Linked DNA regions of Mus musculus: region 1 is linked to region 2. A link is a contact called in ENCODE Hi-C data. All regions are on one chromosome and are shown on one strand. Each heading gives the region's core, a stretch centred on a gene start or an enhancer-like site at or near the end of the contact. The rest is flanking DNA. Distances are from core to core; before and after follow the strand shown.

Region 1 (3,752 bases), core at 1,104-3,603, 71 kb after region 2:
TCACCCACGGTAGGCTGGGTCTTCCCACATCAGTTAAATTAATTAAGACAGTTCCACATAGATATTCCCACAGGCCAACTGACTATAGATAATAACCCCATTGATTCTTGTGTCAAATTGACAGTTAATGCTAACCCTCATAGCATCTCTTATGACATTCATCTCTACTGTTCTTCTATCTTGTAAAAGTACATCTCTGGGGCTGGAGAGATGGCTCAGCAGGTAAGAGCACCCGACTGCTCTTCCGAAGGTCCTGAGTTCAAATACCAGCAACCACATGGTGGCTCACAACCATCCGTAACGAGATCTTACTCCCTCTTCTGGTGTGTCTGAAGACAGCTACAGTGTATTTACATATAATAAATAAATAAATCTTTAAAAAAAAACAGTACACCTCTGTTCTGTAGTGGTTAAATAACTTCCCAGGCCCCTCACTACATTCATTTTCTCTTTCATCCTTAGCTGTCTACCATAAGTGGAACTGTGAAGCATCCTGTATGACTCTGCTCTGCCTGTCACTGGCTTTTTTTTTTTCCCCAGTTAACACAATGTTCCCAACGTTAGCCCACGTGGTAACATAGGTCAGAATATCTCTCCATCTCAGTCAGGATCCCATTTCGTTACATGCAACCTTTCTCTCATTTCACAAATTAGGAAAGCAAAACCCTGAGGAGTGAAGTCACTTTACAAAGAAGAAACCAAGGCAGCCAGAGGCCTACAAAGAACCCATGACATCAGTGATCTCCAGTCTCTGGTTATTCATATCATGACTATAACAGTTAATTTCCGTTGTCAGCCTGATGTTTGTAAGACTTGCCTGGGGGAGTGGGGATGACGCATGCATGAGAGAGAGACAGAGAGAGAGAGAGAGAGAGAGAGAGAGAGAGAGAGAGAGAGAGAGAGAGAGAAGGGAGAGAGGAGAAGGAGGGGAGAGGAGAGGGGGAAAGGAGGAGGGAAAGGGAGATAGGGAGGGGGAGGGAAGGGAGAGAGGGATTTCTGTGAGTTCAAGGCCACCCTGATCTACATAGCAAGTTTCTGGACAGCTATAGATAGCTAAATAATACAGAGGCCCTGTCTCAAAACAAACACAGAATTGCTCAAGGGTTGATGTTTCTCTGCTTGTGTCTGTGATAGTGTTTTAGAGAGGGTCTAATCTTGAGGGCTTTGACCTGGTCAATGGGTTCATCCCTTGATGGATTCTTATCTCACTGGGAGATGTTGAAGAATAGGAGGTGGGGTCTGAGTGGAAGAAGTTGGTTACTGAGGGCTATATTCTGTCTCGGTCCCTTCCTGTGTCCTGTTTTCTGTCCATCATGATGTGACCATATGGTGAGCCTCTATGCTCCACCATGCCCTCCCCAGCCTGACAGAGTGACAAGCTCTGAAACCATAAGCCAACACTTCCTCCTCTTTACCTGTTCTTGCAAGCATTTTGGCTACAGCTATGCAAACATAGCTCACATCATCCCCTTCCCATGGGTAAATGTGATTCTTCAGTCCTGCAGAGCAGAGGCCCAGCCTGGTCCAAAGCTGGATGGAACCCATCTCTTTCACCATCTCAGCCCCTGCCCACCAGGGCTGATATGAAGCTGATTCACAAACAGAATGGCTGGCTTGTGTGGCACCTTGTTCCGGATGAACACTCTATTAAGTAAATATCATACCTAATAGTAAGAAAGGACCTTGTGGTGGTTTGAATACGCTTGGCCCAGGGAGTGGCACTATTAGGAGGTATGGTCTTGTTAGAATGGGCATGGCCTTGTTGGAGGAAGTGTGTCACTGTAGGGGTGGATTTTAAGACCCTCATCCTAGCTGCCTGGAAGCCAGTCTTCTCCTGTTTGCCTTCAGAACAAGATGTAGAACTCTCAGCTCCTCCTACACCGTGTCTGCTTGGACGCTGCCATGTTCCTATCTTGATGATAACGGACTGAACCTCTGAACCTGTAAGCCAGCCCCAATAAAATGTCCTTTATGAAAGTTGCCTTGGTCATGGTGTCTGTTCGCAGCAGTAAAACCCTAACTAAGACACATTATATCTACAGGAAATCACAGAACCCTGCCAACCCATTCAGGGAGCAGGTGCCAATATCATCATGCCATTATCATCAGGGTCTAGGGAATGCTGGGCACGGAGGGGTTAAATATTCTCTGCACAACACACAGCTCATGAGTGAACAAATCGGTTTGTTGTATTCACACCAAATCCTAAAGTGTCTCACCGAGAGAGTGAGATAGCCGGTCCTATACATATGACCTGCTCAGCACTGGGACAGCATCAAGTTTGTACAAGGGAGCCAGGGGCTCCTCTTCTTGCAGAACCAGAGAGTTGACAGCTCGGGGAAGAGGCAGAGTGTCCCAAGATGAGATAGGTCTCACAGGCTGCATTCAGTAGGGGTGAGGTAGTAGAGCAGGCTCAGAGGAAGTGTGTGTTGTTTGTTATTCTGGAGGTGTTAAATGGGAAGGTGGCAGGGCCCTGCACACACACACACACACACACACACACACACACACACACACACACCGTGTCTCAGTTGACAGGAAGAGGAAATGCCTCACATTTTCCAGCCCCTTGTCCCCAAGCCAAGCCTAAATACCAGCTCTAAAAATACAGCCTGGAAGCAGGGCAGTACTGACAGCTCCCTCCTGTCTCTGTCACCCCCTCTTCTGATCCCCCCTCAGGTTTATTTTTGAATGAGGACGCTGTGGGGAAGTAACCTGAGCTATGGCAACTTGAGCCCTCTCCTTTCAAGTCTCTCTCCATTCATGTTTTGGTAAGAAGGAAAGGAGGGAAGAAAGCTGCCTCTGGTGGCAGAGAGTAACAGAGGGAAGACACTATGGACCCTCTCAGGACAAGCTGATGGCCAGGTGAGCTGAGCTCCATACCCAGCCAAGTGGGAAGTTGACCACTGTTGCCCTCAAGACAGTGGTAGCCTTCCTGGGACTCCCATGAAAACCCCAGGAAGTAGAAGTCCCTGAGCAATACTGCATCCTTCAGCCACGCCCACAGGTGAGACTCCTTCACTCCTCCCCAGAGACACTCTGTCCAGCTCTCTAAGGTGATGACAAGCCCAGAGACAGTGAGACCAATAACCGGCCTGCATCACGTGATTGGGGAGGAACCAAGAAAGCCCACCCTTCCTATTCCAGTTTGGTTCTCTCTGCCATTGAAGCCAGAGCAATAGGACAAGAAAATGAAATTGAAAGTGTCCAGAGTGGAACAGGTGAGGCAGCACTTTACTTGTGGATAGTGTTAGATCCACAGGAATGCTGTCGACTCACCAGCAAGTCTCTAGAATTCCCATGGTAGGCGGTCATAGAATCCAACATTAGGATGCAGAACTAAACCGTGCCTTCATCCGGGCAGTCATTTCAGAGACTGGCATCCAAATACTGTCATTTACAAAAGTGTAAACAAATGGAAGACATTTGGGATAAGTCTGAAAAAGCATTTGTGAGTGAAGTTCCTCCACAGAAAGCCACAGAATAATTGATCCAAGAGATTAAACGATCAAAGCAACAGAGAGAGTCACTGTGCTTGTGGCCTGGAGACCATAAGGTCATCAGATCATCATTTTCCCCAAGATTGACGCATGGATTCACCAATCAATCATTTTCCCCAAGACTGATGTACAGATTCACCAATCATTACATCACCTGAACACGCCCGGTCTCATCTCAAGTAGAGACTCCGTGAAATCCCAAGCAAAAGCTCATCTGATTTTTTTTTTTTTTTTGGGTAGAAAATTACAAAT
Region 2 (3,947 bases), core at 908-3,407:
TTTGGGGTGCTTCTCAGTTCGAGAGGCGAGGGTCAAAGAGTCATCAGGGTAAACAGAAGCTTCTGCTTGAAGCAGGGGACTCGACAGGAGAGACAAACGGGAGGCCTGGAGGTCTGGCACAGGGATGCACAAGAGGAGGCCTTTGCCACCCTCTTCAGTCCACACAGTGCCCCTCCCCCACTCGGCAAGCCCAGAGCCCAGAGACTGCCCCCAAGCCTAGGGAACTGTGGGTGGCCTGACTGAGTCTTCTTAGTTCTGACCAGTCATGGCAATGGGCTGTAGCAGCAAGCGTGGGCCACCCTCTATGCTGTAGCCTGTGACTTCCCCCATGGGGCCATCTAGGGAATTACTATAAAAGAAGCACCCAAGAGAAACCTAACTGCGGGAGAGACCTAACCAACCCAATTAGATCTGGCTAATGCTCGCCATCATTCTGTAAGCTCAGAGAGGTTACAGTATGTGTCCCAGTTTGCACAGCATCCCAATAAATCCCAAGATAGGTAGAAAAGGACAGAGCTACTTGCTGGCTTTTCAGCAGCACCCTTTCAGTTACTATCTCACACACCTCCCATTGTGCTCTTCAGATTCTCTTAGGCCGCCAGCCCCACTCCATCTTGGGTTCCGCTTTCCCTCCTTATCGCCCACACCCACACTCCGCCCCACTGGAGTCTGCATTTCCCGCCTCCCCAGGGAGGATGGCATTGCCACGAGCACTCTCAGGATTCCCCGAGCAAAGACATGCATTAGTAACTTTTTAACTACCTGGGAAGGGAGACTTTTGAGAGAGAGCTGCATCCTTTCCGCAGTTGCAGGGATTGAGTTAGGATCATTCCAGAGGCCACAGCCGGAAGAGTCATAGGTTAACGGGACCCTGAGGAGGACTGAGCCAGGAAACTCACACTTGGGCCCTAGGGGCCAGAAACAGCAAACAGGGACCAGCAAAGAGCAATCCACTTTAGAAATTGTCCCTTTAGGTCCTTAAATGGCTCACTCTCTTTCCCTGCTTCCAAATGTGACCATAAAACCAGGCAGCACTCACCCTCGTGGAGCGGACAGGGCCACCAGAGCCCCCCTGCAAGCGTGCACCCAGACTATTTCCCGCAACCAGCCCTGGCGGCCTCTGCGCACCTTTTGCGCGCCCTGCTTTTCTCCACCTGACCGCCGCGCGCGTAGGGCGCCCCCAGCGCAAGACCCCGGGGTCTCCCGGAGCTGGGAGGTCCCGCGCATGGTGCTCTGAATACCTGGCAGCTCAGCAGCGATCCCTACCCACAGTTCTAGGACAGGCAACCTGGGCGAGCGTGCAAAAGAGCGCCGGCCCGTGCCGGCCCGTGGAGTCCCGGGACTGCGCGAGGGGGCGCCTCGGGGTGGGGATAAAAGGCAGCAACAAAGGGCACAAACCTCGTCCAGCAGTTGGTTGACTCGTCCCAAAATAGCTTTCTCCATCTGCTGCTCCCCGCGCTCTGCTTCCAAGCGCAGCACCCGGGCCTGCAGCTCCGCGGTCCGAAAGTGGGCGAGCAGGCTGAGCGCCAGCGAACACAGCGCTAGAGCCAGCAGTCCGCAGCACCCGGGGCTCGGCAGCCTAGCGCACTGCTCAGCCAGCGCCACTGTCCCGGGCCCCGGAGCGCCCAGCTCCCCAGGGCCGCGGCTGCCAGAGGCTGCCGCTTTGCGGGTGCGCTCCGCCACCATGCCCTCGCGTCTTGAGAGCCAATAAATAAATAAATAGAATAAATAAAAACGAGATCCAAGAGGCGCGATCCAAACTGAGAGGCAAGGGGAAAGGGGGTTAACGTGGCTAGAGGACGTCCCTTTCCTTTGCTCGCCAAAGAGGACCGAAAATGAGCAGTCGGAGTCGGGAGCAGCCAAGAGCCACCAGCAGACGCGATCGGAGTACGCCAAAGTAAGAAAAAAGTTATTTCGAAGAATGTTCCAAGTTCGGGGATCTGGCCCCGCTCCCCACTCTTTCCCTTCTCTCTTCTGCAGAGTTCTCGGGCTGGTGCGACGCTCGGGGTCCTTCTGGGTGTTTTGTGTCTCCGGGGAGAACGGGTGTCAGTCCCCGGGCGAAGGGGCACGCATGCAGGGCCCCATGGGCAGAGGTGGGTCGTGGCTGCAGTGAGCCGCGCTGGGGCCGATTCTGGCGCCTCTGTAACTTGACACAGCCGGCGCGGCCGCGCGGATCGGATGAGCGCCGGGCGCTACTTCCCAAACTAATCTCCTGCGCCCCTCCCTCGCCCTCCTCCCGCTCCTCCTCCGCCTCCTGCGGGGCTGCGGCTGGGGTTTGTTTATTTATGCAAAGTCGCCTGGGGTGGGGGGCGTGGTGTGCGGGGCCCCGCCGACCTCGGTAGCCCCCGTCCGGGGCTCCTGGTGCCCTTTGAAGTGACACTTGGGGTTATTTATAGGCGGGGAGGGGGTATGGGGTGGAGCGGAGGCTGCGCTCCTTTTCCCGTCCAAAGATTCACACTCAAGACCTCAAAGACATAGGGACCTGGCATCACAGCACCCCGCTTTCCCAGAACATCGGGGACCCTCCTGCCACCCAATGCACCGCACCACAGCACTCCTCTTTCCTAGGGCCTGGGTGGTGGGTGGTGGTGGGTGTGGGGGACCCTGCGGGCAACCTGTTGAATCACTGTCTGGACGCCTGCTTGGTCCTGTACGTCCTGAGTTGGGAGATCTGCAGTGACAGCAGACAATCTCTCCCTCACCATTTCTACCCAGGGCCCTGCTCTTTGCAGGTGTCTCTGGTGGGACCATGCCACCAACCACAGATTCGCTCAGAGTGGTAAACCCAGCGCCTCGGGGCAGCGGTATTGACCCCCCCCCCCACCTTTTCTCTTTCAGAACTAAACCTAAAGACCTACAGAACAGAAATTTATCAGGGGTCACGCCCATCGCCCGGGTTTATCCTAGGATGTCTAACAGGCGCGGGCGGGTGCGGGGAGGGGGGCGGGACTCTTATTTATGTTGAGCTGAGACGCATAGCAGACTAGCCAACCTAGGATTGCAAGCCATCAAAGGCGGGCAGTTCTCATACATACACACTCCATCTCCCCTTATCCACCTCAAAGCTAACCCTGTGGTGGCTTCCTTGACTGCCACGAGCTAGTGGTCTTTGGGAGTTCTGCATTTGGTATTTTCCTCTCTTTTCTACCCCCGCTCCCCACTTTGAGTGACGTTTGTCAGTAGACTTTTCATTTCCTTGTGCCTCTAGACACTCCTGAAAATGAGGTGGTGGGGCTGAAGCATCGGGCAGGGGAGGGTAGGCTGGCCCTTGAACTGTGAACCGGAAGTGGGGGGTGACAGAGGTGTGGGAGTGAGCGTCCTTTCCTAGTAACAAGGCAAACTTTACATTTTGCATGTTGACCAGTGAGAAGGAGCGTTATATGCAATGCAAACATTAGTGTGGAGTGCACACCTAACGGAATGGGAGCTTGTAATACAGTACTTATATAGACTTAATGTAAGACTGACTGCTAGGTAGTTGGATACCACGGAGAACTACTACGAGGCTAGAAAGCAATGCAGCTGACAGGACTGGTGCCCAGGAAGTCCCAATGTCAAGATTTCCTTGATGTGTCTCATTAACAAACAGGCCTCTGGGTCTCCAGCCTGGTCAAGGGATATCTCCTCCCAGTACAAATGCCTGAGAACTCAGAGGCACTCAGAACCACTAGGGGGCGCTGGAGAGTTTCTCAGCAGCAGTGTTCACTACAGGAAATTGAGCAAGTTGAGGCTTCTTCACGCCCTGCCCGGATCAGTCTGAAATGCCGTTTGAACTGACACAGCAAAACTGAAAACATTTCGGGCCTGAAGTATTTTTGAGATTGGTGTTTCAAGACTCAGGTAGCCTTGGTGTGGTAGCCTGAGTTGAGCCTCGCAATGGAAAAAAAAAGTTCAAACCCAAGGCTCTAAGTGACCCCATGCAGTCAGAAAAATGAATGAAAAAAAAG

What was found. A loop is a pair of places that touch in the nucleus more often than their neighbours do.
Region 1: a loop to region 2 is called in a map of heart, with 2.3 times the contacts of the local background. The contact joins the enhancer-like site here to the promoter of Col13a1 in region 2. A Hi-C loop is called at or near these places in 5 of 37 maps with a recorded cell type or tissue (gastrocnemius and heart).

The regions. Positions count from the first base shown.
Region 1 is chr10:62,047,483-62,051,234 of GRCm38, forward strand. No RefSeq gene overlaps it. Among named protein-coding and RNA genes, the nearest start is that of Fam241b, 62 kb to the right of the region's middle. Within about 2 kb of position 2,354, at least 1 of the 3 ENCODE cell types and tissues checked has a DNase peak (open chromatin) inside an H3K27ac peak, as active enhancers do; it is heart, where a contact is called at or near this core.
Region 2 is chr10:61,976,951-61,980,897 of GRCm38, forward strand. It overlaps Col13a1 (collagen, type XIII, alpha 1), which reads right to left and starts at 2,158. Exons shown (of 41, transcript NM_007731.3): 1 at 1,399-2,158. The coding sequence starts at 1,686.